Regions from separate parts of the Mus musculus genome. Here all the other regions are linked to region 1. A link is a loop called in an ENCODE intact Hi-C map of the cell type or tissue named here. Cell type or tissue: heart. All regions are shown on one strand.

Region 1 (8,000 bases):
GTCCTAGAATTCAGAGTTAAATCTACCTCTGTCTCCTGAGTGCTGGGACTAAAGGTGTCACTACCACCATCTGGCTCTTGGTTTTGTTTTTGTTTGTTTTGTTTTATCAAGTGACCCTTAAACTTCTTTCTGTGTCAGTTTCTAAATTGTTAGGAAAACCCAGTTTCCCTGGTAAAGTTCCAACTGTCTTATAATTCTGCTTTTTCTTTCCGGGAAATATAGAGTGGGGCTGGAGAGAGAGCTCAGAGATTAGAGTATTTGTTGCTCTTGCAGAGAGTTCAGTTTCAATTCCTAACATGTACTTTGAGAAGCTCACACTGCCTGTAACTACAATTCCAGGAAATATAACACCCTCTTCTGGATTCCACAGGCACCTGCATACATATGGTGAACATATACACTCAGGCACACACATACACACAAAACAAACAAACAAATAAATAAATCTTGGAGGAAAAAAAGGAAAAGAAATAAGAGTTTAGATTTGAGATCCAGGCTAGCTTGGTTTACAGACTGAGTTCCAGGATACCAAGGGCTACACAGAGAAACTCTGTCCCCAAAAAACAAAAACAAGAGAGTCGTGGGGAGAGTCATAAGGTCCCACACACCTCTGAGGAACTATTAGTATAGTTGCTAGGGGATGGGAACAGATCATTTTCCTTAGTGGTGTAGTCATTAAGGTGCCAAAGTTCCAGTGACTAATTTCCCCATCCATGTTTGTGCAGTGGGTCACACAACAACAATAACAACCAAAACAAACCAAAACAAACCAAAACCATGAAAATAGAAGACTTGTTGAGTAGAAAGGGTTCAGCAGGAGTGGAGGGCATGAAAAAGAGTAATGAGAGATGAAAATGACCCAAAGACTTTACATACGTGTATGATACTGTCAATGCACAATAAAGAAAGAAAAGAAATAGTTTGGTAAAAAAAACAAGAAAACAAAAACAAAGAAACAGTTTATTCAAGAATTAGAGCTAGCTATGTATACAAACCAGGACTTTATCAGAAAAGAGGCCAAAAGCAAAAATTTAGAGTGCTGAGATGGCCTAGTGGGTAAAGGTGCCTGCAACCTAACAATGTAAACATAAAGACCCTAGTTCATGTAAATGTTGAAGGAGAGAAGCAACACCACAAAACTGACTTCTGACTTCTACACATGGGCCATAACCCATTCTAAGCACATCATACACACAATAAATATTATTATTATTATTATTATTATTATTATTATTATTGTTATTATTATTTTAAGGTTTGGAAAATAATTGTTTTCTATTGAACATTTAAAAATTTAAAACTATAGCCGGGCGTGGTGGCGCACGCCCTTAATCCCACCCAGCACTCGGGAGGCAGAGGCAGGTGGATTTCTGAGTTCGAGGCCAGCCTGGTCTACAGAGTGAGTTCCAGGACAGCCAGGGCTATACAGAGAAACCCTGTCTCGAAAAACCAAAAAAAAAAAAAAAAAAAACCCAAAAAGAAATCTACAACTGTTCAAAATGCAGAGGACAACTGACCATGAGGTACCCAACCCAAGTAGATGATACATCTATAACACAATTCCTACACCTAATGCTCAGAGAACATGGTAGAAGTGGGGGTGGAAAGATTCTAGGAGTCAGAGGACAAGATATTATCTGTGAGATAATATTTTCTAGATATAACAGGAAAGCTGTACACATGAACTCTCAGCAATATGGTTTTCTAAACAAGACCTACACAATGAAGTCAGTAGCTATGGCAAAGCAGATAGGGGAAATCTCACAAGGGCCCCAAACCTAGATGAAGAGCTCTAGGCAACTCATTGAGCTGAGATATAGAGACTCAGCCTTCTCCAGGGACAAGTCTCTGATAGGTTATCTATTCCAAGTAGTCAACCCTAAACACATACACACCAGCAACATTAAATATTAGCAACACTAAATACTCAGTAGGTTAAATGTATATGTGTGTATGCACACATGCTTGCATGTGTGTAACAAAGATGAAATGAAAAATTTGAGGAGAGGGAGGGACACAAGAGGGATTGGAAGAGGTGTAAAAATATGTAACTAAGTATTCATGCATGACCAAAAAAAATGAGCAGAGCATGACAGCAGATAAATCTTTGTTTTAAGATAGGATCTTTCTGCTGGGCGTGGTGGCGCACGCCTTTAGTCCCAGCACTCGGGAGGCAGGGGCAGGCGGATTTCTGAGTTCGAGGTCAGCCTGGTCTACAAAGTGAGTTCCAGGACAGCCAGGGCAATACAGAGAAACCCTGTCTCGAGAAACCAAAACCAAAAAAAAAAAAAAAAAAAAAAAAAGATAGGATCTCTCTATTGTATACCCCTTATTGTCCTAGAACTCAGTCTGTGGACCAGGCTGGCCTTGAACTCAAAGATCTACCTTCTGTACTTATTAGGCAAGCACTCTACCACTGAGCTACCTACATTCCCCAGCCTAGGATTAGGTTCTTAGTGCTTTGTTACTTCAATACCCTAAGTAGGTATAATTTTAAAAAGATCAATGATTAATCAAGCTACTTTAGGCATCAATTGGGGAAAAACTCAACTAGGACTTGTTTGCTTCACTGTAATTATACATTATCTGACAAAAGAAATTAAGAAGGGCAAATTAGGAAGCTTTGGATTTGCTGGTCTTAAGAGTAACCTAATACAGGCCTCCTGCTTCTGGCACAGAACTTAGTTTACAAAAGCAGACACTTGTACCTGCATGCTGAAACCAAAAGGCAAAGGCAAAAAAATGAGATAGCATGCAGGCTGCTCTTGTATCTTTGTTTTTAAACAGTCTCTGTTCTCTAATCTTTATGCAACACTATATACTGTTTCCCTTATTGAAAGCTATACTATTAATAAAACCAGTAAGAGAGGCAGAAACATAATAATCTTGACTTTCAAATGACAGCAAGAATCCGAAGACTACCCTATCTCCTATCAACTCTGATGTTTTCCAGTTTCCTTCCCAGAGCTCCCTCCATTCAGTGTAGTTCTGAATCAAGCTTCCACGATGACTATACTACCACACACAAGAACACCCATGGCACAGGATGCAAAGTTACAACTTCTGACTGACTCCGGGGCTGTTTTTCATAACAGTATAATCTCAGCAATCTTTTTTTTTTTTTAGTATGATTTTTGTCATTTTGTTACTTTACTCCTAGCTTATAAAGCAACTAGTTAGTTCAAAGGCTGTAATCAGGAAGTACTAAAAAAACTTCTTAATATCATACACAATAGTGTTACTCTCTCTTTAGTGTTATTCCATATCTTTCTGAGGATAAGCGAATATAACATCTTAAAATAATAGTCTATTTTTTTGAGGCAGGGTCTAAGTACCCTGTCTAATTTAAGATAATTCTCTTGCCCCAAGCCTCCCATTTGCTGGATGTATGCCATGTGCCACCACACCTAGATTGAAGGTAACAGTCGACACACACCTGTACACTGACACACACACTCGCAGCTATCACTTCTCCACTCCCTTCACTACTTTTGTTATCTTCTAACTAACTGAACTTCTGTAAATAAATCTAATGTTACATTCTCTGTGAAAGAAAAGAAACCAAGTGCTTCGTTTTCTGCTAGAAGCAATCCGTTTTTTTCAACACCTTAAGTATTCAATATATATATTCACTAGCACATTATGACATCATTGGCTTCCAGTGTTTGTTTAGGCTAAACAAACCTATTCTATTTTGCTCCTTTGCCTTCAACACAAAGCAAACGCTCGGTTCAGACGGTAGGGTGAAGAGTCATTTAAGAAGCTGGCTCCATTTGCACTATCTGTTTGACAAATTACATTTTTACTTACTGCAAGCGATTTGGAGGGCTAACCTAACCAAAAGAATAGCTCTGGGCCGGATCAAATCTGAAATGGCACAAAGAGAAGGGGGCGGGGCCGGTCGCTAACCCCAAACTACAGATTCCAAGGCTCGCAAGAGATAAACAAAGGAAGCCGAGCGGAGCTTACAAGTGCGTCAGTCTACTTGAGCATTCGTGTGGAAACCCACAGCTCGTAACGTGCCGGCGTCCAAACACCGAGTTTTCCTCAAGAGCTCCTTTATGGGTAGACACCCAGCAGGTTGGTGGAGACTGACAGGGAACACAAGGCTCGCCCGTCATTCTTCCGCTAAACCCGAACCCCCGCGGCTCGTCGCGCAGTCCCCGGAGGCACACCGCGAGGAAGGCCGCGGGGCGCCGAGAAGGCGCGGGCCGGTCCTCACCTGGCAGCCCTTCTTGTGGTGAAAGCCGACCACCACGATGTGCAGGACAGGCCCGCAGGGGGCGCCGTCACTCTCACGCCCAGACTTCTCCATGGACGCTCGCCGGAGGCCCCCGCCGCGACTCCAAACGCCGAGGCCCGGCCGCACGACCCAGAGCGGCAGCCTTCGGATGTCAGCCTGAGCGCCGCATACGCGCTGCGCCACGAGCTCCGGGGCCGCCGACCAGCTCCCTCACCTCCGCGGAGCCCCACCGGGCCTCCACCTCTCTGCTTCATCCGCTTCCGCAGCTTCCGGGCTGTCACCTGACGCTACAGCCGCCTCCGGCAGCGCGGGGCGGTACCCTGAGGCCCCTGTCCCGGCTGGGTCTGAGGCGGCATGGGCGGAGCCTGATCAGGGGGCGGGTCTAAAGGAAAAGGAGGCGGAGAGGGGAGGGGCTGTATAACAGGAGAGGCGGGGCCTGCTCGAGAGCTGGCCTGAAGGAAGAGGACCCCCAGCTGAAGGCGCGGCCTACACGACCGGTGGGGCGGGGCGGAGCTGGACGGGGCGGGGCAGGGCAAGGTAGGGCAGACAGACACAGACCCTGTGCAGTGGTGAAGTGGTGTGCACAGGGGGTTGATTTGGCTGACTCTTAAACCTGCTCCTTTCTCCCTACGATCTTTGTCAAATCACTTCCTTCTAAAATCTATTTTTCCTTCATGAAATATCGTTACTCCTCCTTTTTACCAGTTTTACTTATTTATAAACGTATTTCCTCTTCACTCTTTAAATCTTCCGTGGGATCTCTCAGTCTTGATTTTTAAATGTTTAGCAAGAAGACATATTCATGAGGTTTGGTATCTCATGTATTCAACGTTGAAGTTAAGTTTCTTGCTTACTCAAAATTTTTTTTACTTTCACTCTAGAATTTTTTTTTTTTTTTTTTTTTTTTTTTGGTTTTTTGAGACAGGGTTTCTCTTGTAGCCCTGGCTGTCCTGGAACTCACTCTGTAGACCAGGCTAGCCTCGAACTCAGAAATCCGCCTGCCTCTGCCTCCCGAGTGCTGGGATTAAAGGCGTGCGCCACCACGCCCGGCTAGATTTTTTTTTCATTTAATTTTTATACGTACAGTTTCTTTTATGCAAGTGTGTAATGCCACAACTTGAGGGGCTGAAGTAAGAGGTTTGCAAATTTCAAGCCAACTGTGGGTTACATAGTGTTAGAAATGTGCTCACAGGGCTGGAGAGATGGCTCAGCGGTTAAGAATACCGACTGCTCTTCCAGAGGTCCTGAGTTAAATTCCCACCAGCCAACCACATGGTATGTAATGGATCATCTGTAATGGGATCTGATGCTCTCTTCTGGTGTGTCTGAAGACAGCTACAGAGGACTCATATAAATAAAATAAATCGAGAGAGAGAGAGAAATGTGTTCACAAAGTAAAATGACCCCGTAAAGCTTTATAACTTTAAAATTAGTCGAGGCTTGGAAGTACACACCTTTAACCTAAGTACTCCAGAGGCAGGCAGATGTCTGAGTTTGAGGCCAGCCTAGCCTACAGAGCAAGTTCCAGGACAGCCAGGGCTACACAGAATCCCTGTCTCGAAAAATGACGACAACAACAAGGACAATAAATGATGATGATGATGATGATGATGATGATGATGATGATGATGATGATAAGGGTCATAGTCCAAAAAAACCGCAGGAACAAGCACACCTGTTCAGGATGGCCAGGTGGTGGTGGTAATGGTGGTTGTTGGCTTTTCCATTTTAGCTGAGGTCCTAACTCATGCTGATTTAGGATGTGGCTGGAAAAGATCAACCAGTACAGAATAGGCAGTGTTTAAACTGAGTACATCTGGATAAACTAATGAAGGACCTGAGACGGGGAGAGGAGATAAAGAAGGCATATGGTTATTAAAACTGTAAGAAAAGACAAACTTTTCACATTGGAGAGTGTGATGGCTATTCCTGGCTACATCTGGAATGAACTACAATCCAGAAATGATAGGCACATCTGTGATCGAGTTTTTGAGGCTGGAAGACATAGGCTTCTGACCTGGATCTTGACATGGGATGACATACACTTTTGATCCAGATCTTAAGGCATGGTGGCTATGAAAAGCTTAGGCCCAGGCAAGGTAGTACACACCTGAAAACCCAACAGATTGGGGCAAGCAGATCTCTGAGTTCAAGGCCAACCTGGGACAGAACAAGTTCCAAATCCGGGTGTGGTGGTACACACTTTAATCTGAGCTATACTTTCTGCTGGAGGCTTGCATAAGGACAATGGAAGAAGGAAGGCTTCCTTCTTCTCCACTTGCTTGCCCTTAAATGTCAACACATCTATTGGAACCTGCTTCTTCAGGATTCCAGCCTATATAGAAGACCTGAAACACCTAGCCTCTTTGGACTGAGAAACTACTAGATTATTGGACTTCCCATTCACAGCTGCACGTTGTTGGGTTAGTTGGACTGCAGACTGTAAGTTGGTCCAATAATTTCCCTTAGTTTATAGAGATATTCCATAAATTCTGTGACTCTAGAGAACCCTGGCTAATACAAAGTTTAAAGTCTAGGCAAATGGGATCCTTCTCAGACTTGCAAAAAATAGATACATAGATTATATACTAGAGTTTGGAAGCAATTTAAGCCTTGAATCAAATCTTCACCAACAAAAACTTAAATTGTACCTAGCAAATGTTTATTCCAGTGCTGTGATTAAAATATACTTATGTACAGTTTCAGTACATCTTCTGGAGTTTACTATAGTTGGCACAAAATAGGTTTGTTATTCCTAGAATTTTCAAATCCTTTACTGAATGTGCTACAGTTTCAAAAATTAAGTTGTTTAAGTGCTTCTAAAACTACTCAGCTACAGCTGGACATGGTGGCGCATGCCTTTAATCCCAGCACTCAAGAGGCAGAGGCAGGCAGATTTCTGAGTTCAAGGCCAGCCTGGTCTACAAAGTGAGTTCCAGGACAGCCAGGGCTATACAGAGAAACCCTGTCTTGAAAAACAAACAAACAAACAAAAAACTACTCAGCTACTACTCAGTAACATACTCTAACATACCTTTTTTATATAACAGAATTCTAGGCAGTTGTCATGGCTTCATGAAAAGTATACAATTTCCAGTATGCACAGTACTTTTAACACTTTTTCACTTTACCCTTTTATGTTAACTATTTGATTTTTACTATTTTCTTGATGTAACCTGTGTTAATATTTTCCACAGTTGGCATAGCTAAGATTAGTCTGACTTCACACATTTGTTTGAAATGTGTGGCTAGATCTCTGTCTCCTGTTAGCATCGGTATTTAATTCACTGTCCAGGAGACATAGCTCTGCCTTTAGAGGTATATGTCGCTTTGCATCCTAGAACTATGAGGTGAGACTAGATTATCTCTAACTATTATATCTAAATGCTTTAAAAAATGTATCATTTAAAGTCATGCTGTATTTAATTTCTATCAGGCACGAAGTGACCTAAGGGAGAAAGGATTTATTGCAGTGCAGAGGTTGAGAATGCACAAAAGAAGGGAGAGACACAGATGACTTCATGGCCCTTAATCTGGTTCATTTATTAGCACCTCCCTTATATTATTTTTTTTTGTGTGTTTATGTTTGTGTATGCTTGTGGAGGCCAAAGGTATCTTTCTTCAATTGCTTCTCTATTTATTGACAGGGTCTTTCACTGAACCTGGAGATCACCAATTTGGCTATAGTAGAAGACCAGCAAGCCTTAGGAATCCTCCTATCTCTGCTTCCCCAACACTGGGACTGCAAACATGAATC
Region 2 (8,000 bases), 1.1 Mb before region 1:
AAACAAATGACAAAAAATGCTGGTGAGGATGCAGAGAAAGGGATGCCTCATCACTGCCCGTGGGTTGGCAACCTGGTGCAACCACTCTGAAAATCAGTGTGGAAAGTTTGCAAAAACCTTAAAGTACATGCACCCTGCTCTACAATCCCTTGCCATATACTGAAAGGACACAACATTCCACTACTTGATTAGCCATGTCTGTTGCTGTTCTATTCACAGCAGCCAGGAAGTGGGGCCAACCTAAATGTCCTTCAAAGTAAGAATGGAAAATAAAAATGTGATTATACACAATGAAATGCCATTCTACTGTAGAGAAAAATTAAATCATGAAAAATTTAGGTAAATGGATGGAGTTAGATTGTATTATATCGATTTTGGTATCGCAGACCCAGAGAGACAAATGCTATAGTCTTTCTTATTTGCAGACCTTTGCTCACTTTTTTTTAAAATGTTTTTTGGGTGTATAATTGGGAGTGACTGCAGAAGATAGAAAAGTAGGAAGAAACTAAGGGTGATGGGGTAGAAGGAGCTCAAGGCAGGGGGATAGTAAGACACGGGTGTTATGAAGGTGAAAGGGGAAATGGAGTGGTGAGGGATTGAGAGTTAAGTGTGGAGAGGGAAGGAGGATAATTCAGAGGGAGGAGGAAAAGAAAAATAACACTAAGAATGCTTGAAAAAGTTATAGGGAAATATTTTATAAACTTATATAAAATATACACAATATGTGTATCCAAATTTTAAAACAAAGTTTTGCCTCATGGGGTGACAATGCTCCCCCAATAACCATAGACCATCCAATGAAAACTTCAGTCCCAGTGTGGTGGTTTGAATAGGAATGGCCTTTATGGGCTCATAGATTTACATGCTTTGTCACCAAAGAGTGGCTCTATTAGGAGGTGTGGTTTTGTTGTTGTAGATATGGTCTTGTTGAAGGAAGGCTACACCACACTGGGTATGGGCTTTGAGGTTTCAAATGCTCAAGTCAGGCCTCAGTGTCTCTCTTCTTACTGCCTGCTAATCCAGATATAGAACTCGTGGCTCCTTCTCCAGCACCATGTCTTACTGGAGACCACCATGCTTCCTGCCACAATGACAATGGACTAAAGCTCAGTTAAATGTTGTCCTCTATAAGAGTTACTGTTTTCATGGTGCCTCTTCACAGCAATAGAAACCCTAATGAAGACAACCAGAAGTGGGAAGCCTCCCTTTGAGTTGTTGGTCAGGATTGTCCAAAGGACTCCCAAAATAATAAATAAATGGCTACTTGCATTGCCCTTGGTTGCCTCTCAGAACTTGGAGGTAAAAATCTTATTGCTGTAGACACAGAATTTAGAAGAATTTAACTGTAACTGATCTCGAAGCCTCTTCCCTGAGGATTAGCTGCTATAGCATCAGAAGGTGTTATGTAAATTGACAAGGGAGAAAAACAATCAAAACGTTTACCCAGGGATAAATCCAGCAAAGCACAAAAATGACTGGCCCAGCAAGACATACCCAATGGCTAATGGCTGTAGTTAAGTCTTTGGGGTAACTATCAGCTGTCTAAGTGAACTTGGGGGCTGCTCAATCAATAGGTGAGAATTATTTGTACTGTAAACCTAACCAATTACCTGGAACTGCAGAGGTCATAAACCTTAAAGAAGAACCTACCACTGCCATTTTCCTAAATCAATATAGGTTTTTAACTGTATTCTTGAAAACTTATGCCCATACCCACAGATGAACATTGTTCACGCTGCTTGCCAAAAGAAGCTCCTTATTATGCAGTAGATGGAAGCCACTATAGAGATCCACAACTAGTCAAAATCAAGAGAGTAAGTATATGTATATACATGAACTTACATATATAAGTTCAGTTTTCTCCAGGAATTAACCCCTTTTAGGTTATCTAGTCCCAAGTGGTCAGCCCTAAATGTGTTTATATGAGCAACATTAAATGCATTCAGTACGTTCTATAATATAATGCACTAGACATAGGTGTTGTGTATAAATGTGACAATAACAATTGAAGATGAGATCATAAATTTGAGAGGGGGTAGGAGGGGCCACAGGTGGAATTGGAGAGGGGAAGATGAAAAAAGGAAATATACATACTCATGCACGAAATTCTTTAAAACAATTTTAAAAATTATTACAAAAAAGATTTGTAAGGAAGACAAAGTTACCATAGCCCAACGATCCTTTACAGGCTTTGAGTCAATTCTGTGTGCACAGAAACAACTCCCCAAAGAAACTGCTTCTAGTGACCAGAATTAAGAATATCATCAGGGCCAAAGCAGAGATTTCCCTGCTCCACTATAACCTATCTACTTAGTGCCTCCACTAAAGGGCTTGATTTTTTATTTTTATCCTGTTACTATAAAACTTCAGGAAGCTATTATTGTGTTGGAACATGGAATTTGAGGGTAATCATGAGGCCAGTTTTTTTTTTTTTCCTTCTTTGCTTGCCAGTTATAGCAGGTATAGTTTCATGGTGTATGCTCTATCTTAACCAAGTATGTGTACTGAAAGTTGGCAAAGTATTTAAGACTCGCCTGTGAGAGATCCGTTTTTCTGTCTTCCCTCCATATCCTGTTGGAGGTGGTTCTGTAATTTAACGAACTCTAGTTGCTAAAAAAAAAAAAAATTAATTCATTTGTGTGCGTGATGTGTTTGTCTGAAGGTATGCATGTATGCCATGTGCCCATGTGATACAACGAGACGATTCTGTTTCCATCTTACATATCCAGGGAGAAGCTCAAATCTTCAGCCTTTCCTGGCAAGTGTTGCTACTTGTTTAGGGATCTCTCTGAACCTAAAGGATTGATTCTATTTCCTGATCTCTGTACTCAGCGTTACGCATCATAGTTTAAACTAGCTGTTTTCTTGTTCACCTCTACATATTTGGCCTCCAGCTCAGGTCTGATACAAGTTCAACCAATGCTTCAGTAAGTTCAGTAAATTCAGATGTCATCTGAGCCTTATTGTTATGTGTGTGTGGAGAGGGGCCAGAGGGGAATGTCTGAGAGAAAGTAAGAATAGTTAGCAGCAATTCCCTATGGTCAAAGAGCCTACCTCAAAGGTGAGGTGCACTGTGGAGTCCAAAGGTGGGGTCCTAGCAGAGTCAGGCAGAAAGATGTTGGCATAAACCTACACTAACCTTTTGCAACCAGCTGTCCTTTCCTTGTGGTTTTAACTGTCCTGGGGCGGAGTGGACCTCCCACCTTACCTACAGGAACCTCAGTGAGAATGTCTCCGTGGCTAGAAACTTCAGGAAGACCCAGTGATGGGTCCATCCGTATCCATCCCCCAGCTCCCAAACCCGGTGTCCTATAAAAACCTTCCCAGAACTATCAAGGTGAGACAAGATGGTCTCTTCCGAGAGAGGAGACATCAGGCCGTCTTCTCACCCAGCCCCGCTGTCTCCGCGTCCCGCAGCGCGCTCCACAGACTTTGCAGGCTCCGAGCCCACGAGCGCGCGCCCGTGAGGTGGATCGGGGGCGCGCGGCGAGGGCGGCCTGGCACGTCCTCGAGCTCCGCCGGCTTGCCGCGCGTCCTTCTGCCGGCTTCAGCTCGTATCCCCGGAGTCCACCCGCCCGTCCCGGGGTGCGGACTGGCCCTGAGCTGGCCGTACAGCCCGGCTTCGGACGGTCCTCGCTGGAGCCATGGGCCGCCGGCTCGGCAGGGTGGCGGCGCTGCTGCTCGGGCTGCTAGTGGAGGTAGGGCCGCCGGTTCCCCGCGCCTTCGGGAGAAGGGACGCGGGAAGGGCATTGCGGAGCTCGCGAGTCTGCGGTGTGGGGCGGCGGAGGGGTCTGATGCCGGGACCCCCTGTCCTCCCTGCGCGCCTCCTCCTCCTGTCGGCGCCCCGTTTCCCTCTCGCTGCTTGCTCGGGCTTGCGTCCCCGGGAGGGACCTTTGTGCGTGTCCACACGCGCTCCCTGTCTCTCGGGGCCTGGGGCGGCGCCTCCCGCAGCTGGTAGGAGGGACAGGGACATTTCTGCCTTTGGAGATGAAGTGCAGGCTTTTAGAGGCGAGGAGAAAAATCCCACGGGGAGCTTGGGTGGTTGGTGTACTGTTGTGAAGCCGCGGAAACTTGATGGTGGGTGGAAGCACCGCCGAGGTACAGCCAGGGTTAGAGCGGGGCTGCGGTCGACTGAACTGCGACATCCTGTGACGCGAACCACCCTTCCTGCTCCAGCGGGTTCATTCAAAGGCAAAAGAGTGGATGTGTAAAATCTGGTGTGTAAAATATGGATTGGGGTTTGGAGGTTTGTTCATACCTCCACAGCTTCAGTATTTTGAAAGATTTTTGTATTAATAAAGTCAGTTTAAGTGGGTAAGGATGCCCCTCTGACTATCACTGTCCTGCCTCAGAAAACTGTAAACTTCCTTGGTTGGGGAGTCAGCGGTGCTTGGAAAGATTCTCATTTATGCTGGAGGAAAAGTCTTTCTTTCCAGGAGAGTTAAGGGAACAGTTTCTCCAAGCTCTAAGTTCGGATCAGAGCAAAGATTGCTCGTTTTTCTTTGAAATACCTCTTTTTTCTTTTCTTTCTGTTTCTCTCGCTCACTCTCTCTCTTTCCTTTCTTCTTCTTCTTCTTCTTCTTCTTCTTCTTCTTCTTCTTCTTCTTCTTCTTCTTCTTCTTCTTCTCCTTCTCCTTCTCCTTCTCCTTCTCCTTCTCCTTCTCCTTCTCCTTCTCCTTCTCCTTCTCCTTCTCCTTCTCCTTCTCCTTCTCCTTCTCCTTCCTCCTCCTCCTCCTCCTCCTCCTCCTCCTCCTCCTCCTCTTCTTCTTCTTCTTCTTCTTTTTTAACATTTAACGTTTTTGAGAAGTGCCACTTCTGGTTTTCTTTCTTCTTGTTGTTCATATTTTTAAAAGCTTAGAAACCAAACCCTCTGGGTAATGATTCAACATTGGTTGCTGTAGAAAAGCAAACCAGAGAGCACTGTTTACAAAAATAAACGTGTGTTTACCTCAGCATATCTCCGTTGAGGTAAATTTTGTAATCTGGCAATCTCATTTGCATGTGTGTGTGTGTGTGTGTGTGTGTGTGTGTGTGTGTGTGTGTGTCTGTGTGTGTCTGTGTGTGTGTAAGGAAGATTATCTGGGGTTCTCTTGTTTCTATATTTGTGCCACTCCTGTCTCCAACTTAGCTTTGTGTGTATCCTAAAAGTCTGCTTCAAAACTGCTGATTTTATTTTTATTAGGGTGGGTGTTCTTTCTGGTTGTGTTTATTTTTTCATTTTCTTTTCTATATTTTTGTATTCGAACGATGTTTATTGAGGAAATGAACATGAGAGAAGTGGCAGACCTGCCAACACTCTAAGGCTTTACATTCAAGGGCCAGCAGTGGAAAAGCCTTCAAAATGAGTCAAGTCAATTGAATTAGCTTTTCTGGGGGAGAAGGGAAACCAAAAGTAACATCAAATATGATGCGCTAAGATTGTTGCTTGTCATCAGTTTTTTTTTTGTTTTTTTTTAATCTACTGCTTTGTTGATTTGATGCCATCATAGTGACGTTGGTTGTCAAGAGTTTTTTGGAATGGACTTTTTTTCTGTGCTGATTTAAAAAAATAAGGCAGTAAAAACAAGGTCTCAGCACCTGGAGGGAGGGAGGGAGGGAGGGAGAGAGAGAGAGAGAGAGAGAGAGAGAGAGAGAGAATGCAGAAGACCTGGAAATCAGAGTTGTGTCAGGCAGTGCTAAAGTTTTATGTTTGGGGATGGGGTGAGTTCTTCCTTTCCCTCTTAGTTGGCTGATTCAGGCTACTACAGGGGATTGGGTAATCCAGACAAAGAAAGGCAAGCTGATTGGTTCCTACTATAGGACCCTCCCCCGCTTCTTGTGGGAGATTTGAAAGACCACTGAATACTTTCAGTCAGGGAAAAAGCCCACTGGTCTTGGTGAGGAAAGAGGAGCAGGAAATTGGTTGTCTCCTGTGTTCAAGTGAAAAGTATATTAATGCCCCTACAACCTGCTTTCCTTGTCAGCCTGCTGACATCATCAGTCTAAAGCCTAATCCTTTAGTGCAGAAGGTTTTGTTCTATCCTGTAACCTGTTTCATTGCATAGGAACTTTTTTTCAAGTGCCAGGAATGGACCTCAGGGCCTTGAACAAAGTAGTCAAACTAGGCCCTCTTCTGCAATCTGCATTCTTGGATTTGTTCATTTAATTTAATTTTATTGTTTTCTTAGCTACCAGAGGGAGTCTGAACCTTACACATGCTGGGCCAATACTCTATTCAGCTACAGTCCTTCTTAAGACAGGATCTTCCTATGTAGCCTAGGCCTCAGTCTCCCACATGCTATGATTACAGGGATGGGTCACCATGTCTGATTGAATTGTTTTATCTTAATGGGGAATTTAAAACTTCTTTGAAGGGCTGACAACCTCCCAAGGGCTGAGCTCTGATGCATTCCTGAAGTTCACTATCTGGATGCTGGTAACATGTGTTTTCTAGGTCGCTCCCGTTTACATGATGATTATCTTCAGTGCCTGATTTCCGGTAGAGAGCTGTGCCCTGTTGAGTGCCAGGACAGCCAAGGCTAAAAGGAGAAGCTGTGTCTCAAAACAGCAACAACAACAAAAACATTTAATGATTTGTCACATGCAAATTTAATGTAAGGTTTTAGTCTGAGCTTTCTCGTTTTATTTTATTTTAGTTTAGTTTTAGTTTTTTTTTAATTATATATTTCCTTGATTTACATTTCGAATGCTATCCCGAAAGTCCCCTATACCCTACCCCCAGCCCTGCTCCCCAACCCACCCACTTCAGCTTCCTAGCCCTGGCATTCCCCTGTATTGGAGCATATAATCTTTGCAAGACCAAGGGCCTCTCCTGCTAATGATGGCCGACTAGGCCATCTTCTGCTACATATGCAGCTAGACACACATAAGCTCTGGAGGTACTGGTTAGATTATATTGTTGTTCCTCCTATAGAGTTACAAACCCCTTTAGCTCCTTGGGTAATTTCTCTAGCTCCTACATTAGGAACCCTGTGTTCCATCTAATAGATGACTATAAGCATCTACTTCTGTATTTGCCAGGCACTTGCATAGCCTCACAAGAGACAGCTATATCAGGGTCCTCTCACCAAAATCTTGCTGGCATATGCAATAGTGTCTGGGTTTGGTAGCGGTTTATGAGATGGATCCCCAGGTAGGGCAGTCTCTGGATGATCTTTCATTCCATCTCAGCTCCAAACGTTGTTTCTGTAACCCCCTACATGGGTATTTTAATCCCCAATTCTAAGTAAGAACAAAATATCCACACTTTGGTCTTCCTGCTTCTTGAGTTTCATATGTTTTGCAAATTGTATCTTGGGTATTCTAAGTTTCTGAACTAATATCCACTTGTCAGTTAGTGCATATCATGGGAGTTCTTTTGTGATTGGGCTACCTCCAGATCCATCCATTTGCCTAGGAATTTCATAAATTCATTCTTTTTAATAGCTGAGTAGTACTCCATTGTGTAAATGTACCACATTTTCTGTATCCATTCCTCTGTTGAGGGATATCTGGGTTCTTTACAGCTTCTGACTATTATAAATAAGACTACTATGAACATAGTAGAGTATGTGACCTTATTACCAGTTGGAACATCTTCTGGGTATATGCCTAGGAGAGGTATTGCTGGATGCTCTGAAGTACTGTGTCCAATTTTGTGAGGAACCGCCAGACTGATTTCCAGAGTGGTTGTACAAGCTTGCAACCCCACCAGCAATGGAGAAGTATTCCTCTTCCACCACATCCTCTCCAGCATCTGCTGTCACCTGAATTTTTGATCTTAGCCATTCTGACTGGTATAAGGTGAAATCATAGGGTTGTTTTGATTTGCATTTCCCTGATGATTAAGGATGCTGAACATTTTTTCAGGTGCTTCTCAGACATTCAGTATTCCTCAGTTGAGAATTCTTTGTTTAGCTGTGTACCCCATTTTTAATAGGGTTTTTTGATTTTCTGGAGTCCAGCTTCTTGAGTTCTTTGTATATATTGGATATTAGTTCCCTATCAGATTTAGGATTGGT
Region 3 (8,000 bases), 83 kb before region 1:
TGTTCTTATATAATCATAAGGTATAGATTTTAAACCATTTCATGATCTAAATCTATCTTGTCTTGAAATGTTGTCATTCTCATAATAAACAAAGACCTTATCCACTCAATAAATATTTACTAGCATCTAGACCAGTGGTTAACCTTCCTAATGCTGTGACCCTTTAATACAGTTCCTCATGTTGTGATGACCGCCAGCCATAAAATTATTTTCATTACTACTGCATAACTGTAACTTTTCTATTCTTATGAATTGCAATGCAAAAAAAAAAAAAAAAATCTGTTTTCTGGTGGTTTTAGGTGAAAGGGTCATTTAACACCCCACCAAAGACAGCAACAACCCACCTGTTAAGAGCCCACTGCTCTAGACAGTACTATACAAAACTGGAAAGTCAAACCCAAAATGGTGGTTTCTGCTGTAATAGAATTTACATTGCAAAATCATGTTAGAGACAACAAAAGGGTAACAAGTGCAAATGAAAACAAGCAAGATCAAAGCTGCCAGACTCACTCCAGTATCTGTGAACTGGATTGATGGCACAAGTCTGAAACTCCAGCACTTGGGAGCCTAAGCCAACTGGATTCAAAGTTTAAGGCCAGCCTAAGTGCTCCACAGTACTCAGAGCAAGCCCCTGTGGCTGAAGCAAAGCCATATGTGTGCCTTGATTCCTGCTATATAGGTTCTATGTTGCCCAGCCAAACTTCAAGCTTCTAGGCTCAAACTATATTCCTGCTACCCTCCAGAGGAGACAGGAGAGAAGCAAGCCCCAATCTACTTGAACGCCCCCCCATCCCCCTTTGAGAATAGTACACTGTAGCCCAGGGTTGCTTAGAACTCAATAGAACCTTGAATTTGGGACAGTTTTCTTGCTGCAGCCTCCCAAAGACTGTGATTACAGGTATGAGCCAACATACACATACTATAACCGACTTATTCCTCTGCACCTTCAGAGCACCCTGTGCATATTGCTTCTATAGAACTTGACTCACAGTATTTGGATCTTTCCCCCCGACACATCCATTCCCCTATGAGACTTTTTTTTCTGGTTTCCAGGGTATAAAATATTTTTTGAATGCATGATGTTCACTTTTGAGAACTTGAAAAAATGTAAATGTAATTTTATATGTATAGATGTGCTACATCCACTCCAGTGAAGCCTAGAGGCCTGGAAGCACTCATGAGGCAAAGAGTTTCAAGGAAACTATGCCTCCTGGAACCTTGGCATTCCCATAACCCATATACTCATACGTTATCCCCACGTTAGTATGGTGTATGCTCTCTTTCAGTATTATTTTATTATAAGTGCCTTTAAAGATTGAATTTTAACATAGGTGAGCCTCCATCAGTGTTCCAGAAAATCCTTGAAGCCCACCAGTTTGGAATTCAGTAGGAATTCAGTGAGAAGGTTACCTATTCAGTAACATTCAAATTTACTTCTAGCAGAGACGGGAAAACTAATTATGCATTGCAAAGAACGGAGCTAGAATAGCTCAGGGCTAGTCTGCAGAGTGATTACTTGGGACAGTAGCCAGTCTCACCCAAACAAGGAAATACACAATGGCCTAGTGAATAGGTAGGTTTACCATGAAGAGTGAGGGAATCCCCCAAGACAGGTTTCTTCATGTGGCTCAAAGAAACAGCATAAATCAGGCATTTACTAAGAACCCCTAGTGGTAGGCTTAACAATAGACTAGCATTACACCTGGCTCCCTTCTTAGTGGTAAACACGGCCTGGTCCGTGCCATCTTTTGATGTATACATTCCTTTTGTATTGTGTCACTGTAACTTAGTGGATGTGTTCGCCTGGTTTCTTGTTACTCTTCTGTATAAAAAGTTTGATGCTCGATTTGACAAATTACACTCAGAGTCTTCACACTCTCTTGTGTCGCTTCTGTTTGTCACTCACAGACTCTATGCCCATCTGTCCGAGACTCTGATTTGCACGGATTAAGGAGGGCCCACTGAGCCCGGTCTGTGGCATAGATGTTTTGCTTGCATGCATATCTGTGTACCACGTGAAGAATATTTAAATACAGTATAATTTGGGAGAGAAGTTTTTTTGGTATAATACAATCCTGGTGTCATCTCAGATCAAGATAGAATAGAGGTCAACAGGCTACCTCCCCTAATGATGGGTCTATTAATTAGGAGCTAAAGATAAAAGGTTTAGGGGTGAAGAGTCTGGAATAATTATTCTGAGGGATTTAGGTGAATTCTACCTCTACAGAGAGCAAAAGGTTACCACATGTTAACAACACCCACTCTCAGGTTTTTGGATAGGATGCAAGTATTTTACTTCCTCCATTGTGGAAATACCCTGTATGTTTAACATTCCTGGTTTCCCTGGTGCTTATTTGAAATATAAGGACTTTTGTGGCCCCCAACAATGTGGATGCTGTGAATTGAACCCAGGTCCTCTGGAATTTAGTGGTCTTAACTTTAGAATCATGTCTCTAGCCCCACATTTTGGAGATTTTTTTTATTACAGATTCATAAAAAGTATAAAAAATATGAGCCCATGATGGCTCAGCAGGCAAAGAAGCCTGCTCTCCAAGCCTGGCAACCTTGAGTGCCATCTCTGGAAGCCACACAAGGGTGGAAGGAAATCTGCAAAGTGGTCCTCTGACTGCCACACAAGTGTGGTGGCATGAACACTGACCTCTCAAGAATCACATAGACACACACACTCACATACACGCACACACACATACTCACACACACACACACACACACACACACACACACACACACACATAGCATAAAAAGTAACAAAAGTAGAATGTTCTTTGAAAACCCCTCTAGTGACTTCCCATCTTAGATAACTATAGTATATTATCAAAACTATGAAGCTGGTATTAGCAAAAGCAATTAAATAGACTAAAAACCTTATTTGGACTACATCATCTTTTATATAAACGCTACTTTCTTTTTTCTTTTTTTTTCTTTTGTTTTGGTTTTTTTTTTTTTTTTTTTGGCAGGGACTCACTTACTGGCTGGCTTATAACAAGTAACTTGCTATTTAGACCAGGCTGTCCTTGAATTTATAGAAATCTGCCTACCTAACTCTGGCATACTGAGATTACAGGCCTATGCCACTATGCCCAGATTAAACTTTGTAAACTTTATCGTTATTGGGTCGTGACCTAGGAATTCCATATTCACGCAGTCAAGATGAAGAGCAGTCCCATTAACTACAAAGAAGTTCCTTGTGCTATGTGCTAGGTGTTCACAACGACGTCGGTCAACTAGATTTTCTTTGTATTATTTCAGGGAAGCAAAATTAGAGTGGATAGATACATTGTATACCAGCACGGTTAACTATATTTTCTTTGTATTATTACAAGACAGCAAAATGGAGTGGATAGATACATTGTATTTGAGAGCAGACAAGATTTTCTTTGTATCCTTACAGGGAAGCAAGATAGATGCATTGCATTGTAATGCTCTGTAATGCATTCTGAGGGCCTGTTAACCCCCTCTACCAAACCAGCACTTTTAAATAGTCTGGTGTCGTTCATGTGCTCCTGTTAAAATTTGAACTCACTATTTAGCGAAGGACAGCCGGGAATTCCTGATATCCTTTCTCTAGCCTCCTGCCATCTGGGATTAGAGGTGTCTGTCTCTTTGCCTAATGCTTTATATGTGGCCATTCTTATTTTCAAAACTGGACTTGTTCTAACAGTTGAAGTTAGGAAGTAGGCAATTCTGAACGTTTTTTGTTTCGTTTTCGTTACATGTATCTTTAGGCAAATCTATAACATTTTTGCTTGCCAACAAGTCTCGCAGACCACAGGCACTTGCTACTTCAAGGCTTTGCTTTGAAATCTGGGGCATGGAGGGTGTCTGCTGCATTGCAGTAAAAACTGGCTGGAGGCATCATTTGTGGAGACCGTCCTCTGCACCCATTCGCTTCCAAACTGCGGGTTATCTCGATGGTGCCAATACTTCCAAGGCCTTAGCAAGCGGAACTTCTGAAAGCGATGGAGGCTGGAACTAAGGAAAGCAGCCCATATAGCAAACGGTCCAATGTCCTCCTCCCCTAACTTCAGCTTCCCGGGGTGCAGTGCTGGCCCCCACTCTGGCCCAGCCTGCAAATGTCTGTATCTCGGGTGGACACCTCAAACACGAACAACTGCGGCTGCACAGAAGTCCAAGTGCCGCTGAATAGAACTTTGGGAACTGATTTTTCTAGGCCATCCCTGAGGATGGGTGGCCGGCGCGACCCCGCTCTGCTACGCGCACGCGCCTTAGCAGCCCGGGAAGCCCGGACCCAGACGCCAGCGTCACCTCGCGCCGCCTCCGCCCTTCCTGCTTTCCGTTTCCTTCCCGCGCCTGCGCGGCTCCGATTGTTTTGGCTTTCCGGTGGGGCAGAGGAAAAGGGCGCGGTGAGCCAGATGAAGGCGGGGTCCAGCCGCGGGCACCCGGGAGCCCGCAGAGCCGCTGCTGGAGCGGGCGCGGGCACTGGCGCGGGCGGCAGGCCGTGACGGCCCAGCCCAGGAGGCGCGAGGAAGCGGAAGCGGGGGCGGAAGCGAGCGGCCCGGATCCCCGCAGCGCCACGCCCCCGCCGTGCGTGCGGCCGCGTGAGTGCAGCCCGGCGGAGCGGCGCGGTGAGCTGGGCGACCGGGGACGAGGTGAGCCCGGCCGGGCGCGAGGCTGGCGGGCGGCCTTTGTGGCCCGGGGCGGCGGCGGCGGCTTTCAAACTGGGGCGCTTCCGCCGAGCGCGCGGTGTTTCCGGCGCGGCCTTGCGCGAGCTGCGGGGCTCGGGGCGGCGTCCTTTCTGAGGGAGAGCTGTTTTGCCCGGCTCGTGTCGCGGCCGCCGGAGAAGGGCGACCGCGTCCTTGCCCTTTTTTTTTTTTTTTTAAAAAAAAAAAAAGTATTATTATAATTCTTTTTCTTGGCACATCGGCAGTAACCAAGAGTTAGCCAGGTTAGCCGGGGTCCTGTTGTCCTCGGCCTGCTTGTGCTCTGCTGTGGGAAGGGGAAGCTGCACTTTGAAACCTGTTTGCTTTAGACGGAAATCATGGGTTGGAACTGGACGCTAAGTCGGCCGACTGGGCGCTGCTGTCGTGTGCTCTCCCCCACTTCCCGCCCCGCCAAGCGCCTGGCCTAGTAGCTCTTAAGATTCCTTTTTTTTATAGCTACCTAAAGGAAAAGGGATGCGTATTCTCCGGGCTGTAGATCTCTAGAATTTCTTTGGTGGCCTCTCTTTAAGTTAAGCAAGGAATTAAGATAGTAAACTTGAAAGACTTTGCTTTGTGAACAGCTATATCAGCTTTGTGAAAACGAGGGGGGAAAAAAAAGACAGTGCTGGTCACGTGTTGTTTATACATGAATCTGTAAGTCTGGCTCACTGAGCAGACACTGAGGAACGGCCCTATCAGCGGTGTGCTCTGACTGAAATTATATTTTCTTCCTGTGAGTTAATACAGTTTATTTTAGTTTCTTCATTTCTTTGGAGTTGTGAATTCTTCCCCAGATTTGAGTAATATAGACCAGATCTTTTGCAGGTGAGAATGACTTCGTCTAGTCAGACTGTGGATGAAGCTTTTATTTGTAATCTAAGATCCATTTGAAAAGCCAAGTCAGTTGTTTTTCCCAGCCTCTGTGATGTGAAACGTTGCTGTTCGTTTCGTCTGTCTGATAAGGTTATGCCTTTCTGCTTTGCTCTTTTGTTGGTTTAACGCTTTTCTAGGTTCCTTTAGATCAGGGCCAGAAATCTTAAGAGAGGGTATATAATTCTTGGCAACTACGGCTTTTCCGTTGAGCATTCTTTGTATGTAATCCGTGTGTTTCCACACTTATTTCCTCTCTTCAGATAAGTACTGTAATTATTCTCTATTTTATTTCCATAAGTACAGTGCTGTAAAATATGCTAACTTTACAAATACTGTAAGGAGGTGACAGAAATAATAGGAGTCGTAGTAGTTATTAGTGAGGCCACAGTAGAGTTTTCTTTATTAGATAGCAGAAATAGTTAGCATTTCTTAAGTTTCTATGCCTTGAGTGATTTAGATGTTTAAGTTCCTAGAAACCTGATTTGTCTCTTGAGGTAGACTGTGTTAATAGTGTAACGCAGGCTTGCCTTAAAGTCCTGCTTCAGCCTGGGGTTTGCAAACTACTACTAGCATGCCGTGCCCTATTGACTGCAGTCTTGAAAGCCAAAAGATACCTGGTTTTCCATAGATTTGCATGCTATTTAGAAAATAGTTGACAACCACCCACCCACCCCTTCCCTGCAGCATTCCTAAGACAGTTGGGGCTGAGAAAATGGTGGGTTTTGCTGTCCTGAAATGTGTCTTGTTATACATAGGTCTTGCCCTGTATTGCAGAGTTTGAATAAAACAGATACTTATGTAACTTGGAGCGTTGATTGGCAGGCTGGTTCAAGCACTTAGGTGTATGAAGGGTATTCTTGATGCTTTGGCAGGATTTGAGTTCTTAGATCATTTTATGGGAAGGAGAGATTGTCATGGGAGATTGGAAACAATGTACTGGGACCATCTTTATTTACGCCACTCATATAAATGACAGTAGTGACTTGTGCCTTTCATTGCAAGCAGGGGCTTCCAAGAACTTTACCTCTGTGGTTTACTTATTTTTGTAGCACTGGGGATGCTAAGCAAGCCCCCTACTTTTATTACTGAGCTATAGTCCCAGCCAGCCCTTGGTTTGTTTTTTAAGTGACAAGATCTTGCTCGGTAGGCTAAGGTTGGCCTGGACTACCAGGATTCATCTCCTCCTCTGCCTGCTGGGGAGAGGGCACACTTGGCATCAAGCTTTTATTTAGTTTTGTGTGTCTGTAAGGAAACATATTTTAGTAGTCACAGTCAGTGTTAAGGGGCTCTACCCCTTAGACTCCTATAAAAGAATGTAGAGCATCCAAGGTGATACTTACATAACTTGGGGTATCTGGAATGACAAGTTAATTTAAACAGTATTAGGTGTATGAAAACACTTCTTGGTTCTCTTGTCAGTAATTGTTTTCTGTTGTGGTTGGAGGAACTGACCCAAGAAAACAGTGTTAGTGGAAAACTTTGGGTCAGTTTTGTGTCAGCCAGGCCCGTCCCACTTCTTGAGCCTGAGTAAGACGGAGAGGTAAAGGAGCGATCATCTAAAATGGCATCCTGAGCTCAATTATTCTGTCATAGGCTCTTGGGAGCTCACTGATCGTGCTGTAGTGTTTGGAGCTTGCCCTTGTGCACATAAGTATGTGTCGTTAGCCTGATTGAGAATATAGCTTGGGAATAAAAGAAACATTTGGGGACAGACCTGAACTCCCAAGAGTAGGAGAAATTACTGAAATTTATCAGATTTGATAAATTTAAAGAACAAACAAAGCCCCAGCCTTTCTCAAAACACTTTCACTTTTTCTTGTCATAACTCTCAAAACTCACTTGTGTAGCATTTGTTGATTAAAGATCATGTAGTGAGCTGGGTGTAATGGTGCGTTTCTTTAATCTCAGCACTTGGGAGGCAATGGCAGGCAGATCTCTTGGTTGGAGGCCAGCGTGGTCTTCTTCATAGTGAGTTTTAAGACAACCCCATTTAGTCCTACAAAGGGAGTGACCACTCAAGAGGCACTTGTTTAGTGACTGTGTTATTATGTCTCTGGCTTTACTTTTTCTGCACTGACATCAGCCATCCAAGGTTAATCTTGTTGGGCTGATAAATTCATACTTTGTACCATCAGAAAACTCAGTACAGTTAAAAACTAATTTCACTAAAGTTTCATTTAGAGCTGAACGTGGTGGCTCATGTGTGGGTTATTGGCTTTGGAGAAGCTAAGGCAAGAAGGTCAGAGTTCAAGACAAACCTGGATTACATAGAGGGCTCCAGAACAGCCCCACAGGGCAAGACCCTGTCTGAAAAAGATAGAAATAGGGAGCTACTACTGTGACCTTGTAACTAGGATCTCTAGGCTTGTTAAAAGTATGGAGATTTGGCCTCTAGGAAAGGATACAAAGTTTCACCAGTGATTGGACTAATAAAAATTGTTGTAC
Region 4 (8,000 bases), 820 kb before region 1:
TTTAAAATTCTTTTCTGTAGCCTTAAGGGCTGCCCTGAAGGTCCCAGTGTTTACCATTTTACTGAGACATCAGCCACACCTTCTCCTCAGGGACTCGAGCTATCTCTGATTATCATGGATCATTAACATTAACAAGGAAGACATTCCTTGAAGGAGGAATGTAAAATATGTATGTTATTATACAGAGACAGCAGTTCACTCTCACTTAGGCCCACATCCTGTTGACCCTGTCCCGGGAGCCAAGTTATTATAATCCCATCAAAGCCATAGCAGGAGAAAAGAAAGAGGGAAAGAGGTGTGCAATACTACACTTTGCAGCAGTTCTCAGCCTTTGGGTTGTGACCCCTTTGGGAGTCGGACGAGCCTTTCACAGGGGCCACCTAAGATCATCGTAAAACACAGATATTTACATTATGACTCATAACAGTAGCACAATTAGAGTTATAAAGTAGCAACAAAAATAATTTTATTGTTGGGGGGGTCAACACAACACAAAGAACTGTATTTTAGGGTCACACAGTATTAGGAAGGCCGAAAACCACTGGAATATTCGGCTCTGCTGTGTTTAGCAAGGAGAGAGAGCCCTACTGAAGCCTGCAGCTCTGAAATGGGGAAAATAAGTAATTTGGTTCAGTTAGAGTAGAATATAACCATGCCTGTGAGATGAGTTCTATCAGATTTGCCTTCGGGCAAACTCTTTCCTTAGAAAAGGAGATGAAAACCAGAAACGGATGGCTTTGCAATTCTGCTTGTAACATGGAATTAGGTAAAGTTACCTTTAGCCTGTTTGAAGTGACTGATACACAAAGCCTTTTGCCAGAAGGCTGTTTCCCAATGGAGCCCAGGAGCAGGCAGAGTATACTGTGAGGTTACTGTAGATAAGGGTCATAGTGACCTATCGCTCACTTCCTCCTCCTAAATTCTCCAGTAAGATTTGTACGTTAGGAGAGTAAAGTCTCTGTCTACAAGCTACTATGACTGGATGGATGTGCCCTGGACCACAGGAACTCGCTCCCTCTCCTTTTCTTGTTGAAAAATACCAAAGCAATCTGCAAGAGAAAGAGATCTGCTGAGATCACAGACTGACAAAGGCCACATTTATACCTCTTCACATAGCACAAAATCATCATCAGTCCTAAAAACAGAACAGGCAACAAATCTCACCAGAAAGTCTATAAAAGAAAAGGCCTGGGTGTGTAAATGCTTCAGAATTAGGTGGTGCTGTTTCTGCAGTGCGTGTAGGAAAGACATCAAAGATGCTCTAGAGAGAAAGGCTCTGGGCAGTACTGCATAGTGAATATGAGTTCAGTGTCTTCACACTTACCTCTCATGAGAAAGAAGCGGAGAGCCTGGCTATGAAGAGAGACATAGCCAAGTAGTCCCAGTTCAACCTCTTGCAAACTAAGTGCCTCAGCCCACTTTTTCAGTCTCTTTATCCAGTTTCCTTAGTTACAAATACAAATGATAGTAATTAATTTTCTTTGTTTTTTTTTAAAAGATTCATTATTTTTAATTATGTCTATGGGTGTGGTCAGTGTGTAGGTATGTGCCTAAGAGGGCTGATGTCCTTGGAGGCCAGAGGCATTGAACCCCCAGAGTTATAGGTTATAAGCTGCCCTACACATGAACTGGGAATCAAACTACAGCGTTCTGGAAGAGTAGTATGTGTTCTGATAGCAACATGAAAAAATACATCTTACACATACGTTGTTGAACCAGAGAAGCCAAACAAACAAAAAGTATGTGTAGGTTATGGTTTAATACATACCAAGTGTAAAGACAAAATTAATCTACTGTGTTAAAAGTCAGCGTGGAGGCTGCCCCTGGACAGAAGCAGTAATGGGATGCCCGGCAGGATGAAGGGTCCCTTGGGGACTAAAAACATTGTTTCTTGATCAGGTGCTAGATATAAAGTCAGGCTGTATGTTGTGAAGATCTCTTGAGCCACACTCAATATGCACACTTTTCTGTCTATATGCTGGATCCGGTAACAATTTCAAGAGCTTTATGAAAATTGATTCTCTATCCAACATAAGCCATTGTTAGATTTAGTGAGTCACTAACACAAATATCACTGTCGAAACATATTATTATTAAATGCACTGGGTCTCCAGATGCTCTTGGACCAGGAGGTGCAACTAGGCAACACAACTTAATTATTAATTTTAAGAATATTTTTAATTAAAACTTATTCCATACATGCATTTTGAGCAATTCTTTCCCCTTCCACAATTCCTTTCAGATCCTCCCCACTTCCGTACTACTCACTCAACTTTATGTATGTTCTCTCTCTGTCTCAAAAAAAAAACCCAAAAACAAAAAACAAAACAAAAAAACAAAAACCCAAAATCAAAACAAAAACAACCCAATTAAGACTTAAAAAGTGGAGGTGGGGGGAGCTGGTGAGATGGCTCAGCGGTTAAGAGCGCTGACTGCTCTTCCAAAGGTCCCGAGTTCAAACCCCAGCAACCACATGGTGGCTCACAACCATCCGTAATGAAATCTGATGCCATTTTCTGGAGTGTCTGAAGACCGCTATAGTGTACAGTGTATAAATAAATAAATAAATGAATATTTTTAAAAAGACTTAAAAAGTATCAAAACAAAACCAAAACACGCACACATAAAAAATCATGGAGTCAATTTAGTGTTGACCAGTATTCCTGTGCATGAAACCTGCCCGGGAGTGTGCTGATACAGCCTGAAAGGCATCTGCTATTGTCTTCTGCTCAGATCCATCCTGCCTTGACTAGATTCAGCGCGGTAAAATCCGCTGCCCAGTGTTCTCCAGCCACACCTGAGCCGTTCCCTCTTTAGACGTGATTTGTCTTTTACTGTTTATTTGTTGGCTTGCTTCCTCATCTTCCTTATTAGACCGAAGGTTCTAAAGGCAGTTATCTGATTATTTGAATCAGTTTGGACCCCCAGATCCAAGGCAATGCTTCCTTCAAAAGACGGAAATCTTTTTGGCATGCAGGATAGTCGCGAGCCATCCCAAGATGCCTGTTAATGCAGTCCGAAGAACATTGGTTTGTGATTTGTCAAAGAACACTGGATGACGTACAAGTGCTACACTCAAGCAAAGCGTGGCTGTCCGAGTCTCGATTTCTTGGGTCAGAGTTAAGATAACTTTGGCAGAAGTGAAACTCCCTCCTCCAGTGGCTGGCGAAAAGCAAGGTCCCTGGTGCCTGATTCGAGGCCGCCAGGCCCATCAGGAGGGCGGGGCGCCAACGTCGAACAGCTACTGGCCCACTTTGACGTCGCTCTACGGCGTTTAATTGGCAATCTGAGAGGTCAAATTGCCTGTGCAGGAGGCTCGTTCCTATCTAAATCTGTAATTGGCTCAGATTGAGGGCGGGCAAAGAGTCTTTCAGAGCACCAACTGGCTAGTGTTGCTGTCAATCATCGGAAATACACTCCTCCGGGTCTCCATTTGGCCAGCTGCGGTTGATTTTTTTTTATTTTCCGAGAATTTCCAGGAGTGGAAGAGACTGTGGCTTCCCTAATTGCTTGTTCTGGAGATCATAATCAACAGAGAAGTCAGTCTAGTTTATCATCCAAGAAATCCTTCCCTTCCTTCCATTAGCCAATTAAGAAATTTACAGACACCTACCCATCACAAGGTAAGAGCCTAAGGAGTTTAATTCGCTTATTCTCCTAGGTTGTTGACGAGACATTGGCGGTCTCCGGAGGTCCCCGGGAAGGCGAAAGAGAAATATGAAATGAGTTCCTGCAGCTTACTCTGTCTGAGACCGAGTCCCACGCGCATCTCTCTGGGTTCGATGTGCTCCCTTTTTCTGGAAGTGGAAAGCAGCTGCTCTCGCCTAGGCCCACGGTGGCTGCGCCCGAGCATCCGGCTCCCCCAAAGCAGCCTTGGTCGGCCTTGAACTTGACCTCGGGCTGATAGTGAGCCCCAGGGAAGCAGGGATAGAAAGATGGGCGGGGTCCCAGGGAGAGAATGAGAAAGCTAGCAAAGATAACAGAACCCTGATTCACTGCAGCGAGACCCTTTGGTGCGCTCCTGCCCGCGAGAGCAGGCATAGCTGCCTAAGAACTTGGGATGCCAGATCTCAAGAGCTCAGGAGAGTGTTGTCCTGCCGCGTCCAGCTTCGTTCAAGGCCAGCAAACCAGCCCACGATTCTATCCAGCCCAGGCTTGCAAAGGGACTGGTGTAGAGAAGGATTGCGGAGCCCTGGTCGTTTGGATCTGAGAGCTTGTGTTTTGCTTTGCTAGGAGAGCACTGTATCTTAGGGGCATGTGGCTCCTGGCGCAGGTTTTCGCAGACGCTTTCTGTAGATGAGAGAATTTACCCGGAGGAGACAAAGATTGAGGCTCTGGGTAGAAATAGCTAGGAAATTTCGACTCTCAAAAGCTCCACCGGTTTTCGTTGTAGGAGCTGCAGGAATAGAAACTGCGAAGCCCCCAACCCCCAATGTGCATGTCAACCCGGCAGAGCAGATGTAGCCTCTGCTGGACCTGTGCCCTGGTGAGGAAACCTGGGGCTCTCTTGAGATCGAGATCTGCAGGGCTTGGCGGAAGGGGCTGTGTTGCCCTTCTAGTGTGTGTTGGAACTTGTGGAAATTGGAAACCAGCTCACCACACTGTATGACAAATGTCATAAAATAGGAAGCTTTGGATAATGGGCTCTTGTTTATAATTGTTTTTCTTGCAATCCGAGTCTCTTTTTCCTTGTCTACATCAACCCACCCCCTTCACAGAGTTGAGTAACACTTACTTTTCAATACTGTATTCTCACTTCGCCTATGAAAACAGACTCTCACATACAACCGAAGGGAGTTATTGACCGTTTTGTTGTTTTCTTTTCTCCAGTAAACTAACATTTCCTTTCCTCCTAAAAGGCGATAAAGGCATCAAGAGTGCGGATTTCCTAAAATACATTTCTGAGGTTTTCAGATGATTTTAGTTGTTTATTGGGGTGCACTGGGGTTTTGTTGTTGATGGTGGTAAAGAAATTTGGAGTTTAAGAGTGTTAAAAATCGGGCCGATGATGTTGCTTGACCACTAAAGGCCTCTGCCTGCTTGCACTGGCCTGCACTTCCCCCGGGCTCACATACATGTATGTATGCATACATACATATCAAAAATTATCTTGTGTTTCCATTATGGAAAAATACCAAAGTGCCACTTTCTAGTTACCTCACCAGCTTCCTGGAGGGAGGAAACTCCAAGCCCTCTGCTGACTGCCAGAACCCTCAGTCAGTTAATCCTGCCGAGTTCTTGTGTAAAGTGATAATAATAAACTTCCCCTTTGAATAGTTTTTGACATTCAGATTCCAGTGCCAAAACCTGCTATCGAGATAGGACTCCTTTTTCCAAAAATGAAATTGAAAAAGCTCAGGGGTTAAACTGCTGAGCAAGTAAAACATCTGAGAAATATGAAAAGGAAAGTTGGTGCAGTAGTCTTGCATCTGCATGTGTGGGTCCTTGTGCTATGAAATCAAATGGTGACTGGCAAACTTCACAAGGCCCATGAGTTGAGACTGGGTGTTAAGTAGTCCAGACTGGGCATTAACTCCTGATCCTCCTGCCTCCATCTCCTAAGTGTTGGGAATCAAACTCCTTTGGCCTGAAGTTGTTGTTCTGGAAAAGTGGGTTTCACAGTACTGTCTTGAAGATGATCTCACAGCTTCTTAAACTTTTGGGGCTGAAATTTCTGCTAAATGGAATTACTTATATGGCAATAACATTGTTCTAACATTGCAATTCTATTTATTTCTTTACTTCTTAACTTGTCAGTTTTAAAGTATCAGGTTGAGGAGGAAGATGGGGAGAAAGACATAGTCACACAAATCAGGAGGAAATGGTGGAAAAGGCGTATTTTCAGAAATTTATAATAGAGAACATAATCTAGAATGCATATTTTTAAAAGATTTATTTATTTTATGTATGTGAGTACAAGGTCCCTCTCTTCAGACACAACAGAAAAGGGTGTCACAGATGTTTGTGAGCCACCTTGTGGTTGCTAGGATTTGAACTCAAGACTGCTGTCAGTGCTCTTAATCGCTGAGCCATCTCTCCAGCCCCTAGAATGCGTTTTTACTTTTGGACATACACAAACATATTTTTAAAGACTGATGTGGGGTTGGCGAGATGGCTCAGTGGGTCAGAGCACTGACTGCTCTTCTAAAGGTCCTGAATTCAAATCTCAGCAACCACATGGTGGCCCACAACCACCTATAATGAGATCTGACCCCCTCTTCTGCTGTGTCTGAAGACAGCAATAATGTACTTATTTATAATAATAAATAAATTAAAAAAAAAGACTGATGTGGTTAAGTTGTGATACATTTTGTTTTGGTTGAGAAATAAGAAAGAATTTGAAATAGTTCGGGCAAGATTACCATTTTTCCTTTTATATACAATTACCAATATATTTTAGATTGGTTATGTTTTATATCTAGGATTCCAGGCAAATTATTTTTCTTTATTTTTTTCCTTGGCATAGTTTAAAGTTTATGCATTGTTTGTGTATATGCTTTGTACATGTTCCATTAGTTTCCTGGGATATTTTGTGTAGTATCAGGAATGACGGATGCTTCACTTTGAAAGCTTACATATAATTGTTTAAATGGTTTACTAACATCAGTTAGCTTAGATTTCTAAACCACAGAGTGGCATTCCTGATTATAAACACCTTGTTAAGTAGCTGCTTCTTAGTGGAGAAGCTGATAAGCTTATCCTGGCTCAAGCTCACTGAGCTGATAAACATAGAGACTGCTTAGGCCCCTGTCAGGTTGTCCTCCACTCTTTTCTAAGTGTGGTCTTTCACACTTCCACTCTGCCCCTCTCATCTGCTGTTCAGTTCATGGCTATTTTTGCTGGCATTCCAAGACCTCTCAGGCTGATGATGCTGTGTTTTGTTTTTCCTCAACTTGAAGCAGGAGAAATCTTTCTCAGTGTAGACCTTTGTTTGGTTTGGAGTAACGATGCTTCTCTGTCTCTGTCTGTCTGTCTGTCTGTCTGTCTGTCTGTCTGTCTGTCTCTCTCTCTCTCTCTCTCTCTCTCTTGCTGTTTTGTTTTTTGTTTGGTGGGAACTGGTTAGATTTTTGAATTGAGGGTTTTCAACCAATAAGCTACAACTCTGGGTTGTGAGCAGGTTTAATTGAAAGTCCTCATGTAGCTTGGGAACACAAGTTGCCTTTGAATAGTTTTCTTGGGTCTCTGAAAGGGATCAGTGTGGTATAGTTGTGGTGTGGCTGCAAAGGAGAGGGAACCACATAAATCTCCTTGCGTAGGTGGTACTGACCTAGTTCTGCATCACTGAGGAGCCAGCTGTATAGCTCCTCACACTGAACCTCTGCCAACAAAATGCTCTCCAGCAGTTGTTTATTGATAACTGCCCTGCTGCTGACTTTCAAAAGTAACAGTGTGGATAATATAGAGCAAGGTCAAGTTGATGATAAATGTTAGAGGCTCAAAGACACTCTCCACTTTTACCTTATCTTACCATCCAATAATATGTCTTGTGGATATTTGTTCTCCGCTGAGACTGCAGTTGTGTTTATCATTTAATTGTTATTTATTTTTGAGCATTAGAAAGAAACATAAAAGGAGGGCAAGAGTATCCTAGAAGTCTTGTTGTAAAACTTGAATCATTTCTCTACTGTCCTGCATTTCTGCTAAGTAGCAGGACATTTGGTACACATGATTTCAGGCTGAAGCCAGAGAGGGCGCTTTGGTAATCTCTGTTTTCTCTCAACTTGCTTTCGACTGCTCTAACAGTTACTTCTGTCAGTAACTATTACGTGCTATGTTACATTAGTTTGAAACTTCTCATTGCTGCCACCTATATCTCACACACTTTTACTGAAGGCTGTATCTTGGGGTAATATTTAAAAAAAAAAAAGTTTGTTTAGGACCAGTGAGAGATGGCTCAGTGAGTTAAGGTAATTGCTGCTTAAGACTAGTGTTTTTAGTCTGGTTTGTTTAGTTTTTATTAGATGTTTTCTTCATTTACATTTCAAATGCTATCCCTTTTC

The links. Peaks named below come from ENCODE experiments on the same cell type or tissue, not always from the same donor. Only the 100,000 strongest peaks of a DNase experiment are listed, where the experiment ranks them.
Region 2: it touches region 1 in a loop (10-fold over the local background); 2 of 42 quality-filtered maps call a loop at or near these places.
Region 3: it touches region 1 in a loop (6-fold over the local background); 12 of 42 quality-filtered maps call a loop at or near these places.
Region 4: it touches region 1 in a loop (5-fold over the local background); 11 of 42 quality-filtered maps call a loop at or near these places.

The regions. Positions count from the first base shown.
Region 1 is chr6:56,711,437-56,719,436 of GRCm38, reverse strand. It overlaps Avl9 (AVL9 cell migration associated), which reads right to left and starts at 4,532. Exons shown (of 16, transcript NM_030235.1): 1 at 4,223-4,532. The coding sequence starts at 4,315. In heart, a CTCF peak has its summit at 4,280 (motif pointing right); a DNase peak (open chromatin) is centred at 4,636; H3K4me3 peaks cover 2,187 bases; H3K27ac peaks cover 1,444 bases.
Region 2 is chr6:57,820,625-57,828,624 of GRCm38, reverse strand. Vopp1 (vesicular, overexpressed in cancer, prosurvival protein 1) reads left to right here and starts at 3,500. Exons shown (of 5, transcript NM_146168.1): 1 at 3,500-3,698. The coding sequence starts at 3,645. In heart, a CTCF peak has its summit at 3,689; DNase peaks (open chromatin) are centred at 3,574 and 3,984; H3K4me3 peaks cover 2,217 bases; H3K27ac peaks cover 3,040 bases.
Region 3 is chr6:56,794,090-56,802,089 of GRCm38, reverse strand. Kbtbd2 (kelch repeat and BTB (POZ) domain containing 2) reads left to right here and starts at 4,277. Exons shown (of 4, transcript NM_001362210.1): 1 at 4,277-4,631. Gm10209 reads right to left here and starts at 7,642. Exons shown (of 2, transcript XM_030255710.1): 1 at 7,619-7,642; 2 at 3,664-4,843. The coding sequence starts at 7,642. The coding sequence ends at 4,046. In heart, no CTCF peak of the experiment used is centred here; DNase peaks (open chromatin) are centred at 4,329 and 5,039; H3K4me3 peaks cover 3,667 bases; H3K27ac peaks cover 2,894 bases.
Region 4 is chr6:57,530,903-57,538,902 of GRCm38, reverse strand. It overlaps Ppm1k (protein phosphatase 1K (PP2C domain containing)), which reads left to right and starts at 3,416. Exons shown (of 7, transcript NM_175523.5): 1 at 3,416-3,623. In heart, a CTCF peak has its summit at 7,703; DNase peaks (open chromatin) are centred at 3,262, 3,932, 4,002 and 4,472; H3K4me3 peaks cover 4,219 bases; H3K27ac peaks cover 4,023 bases.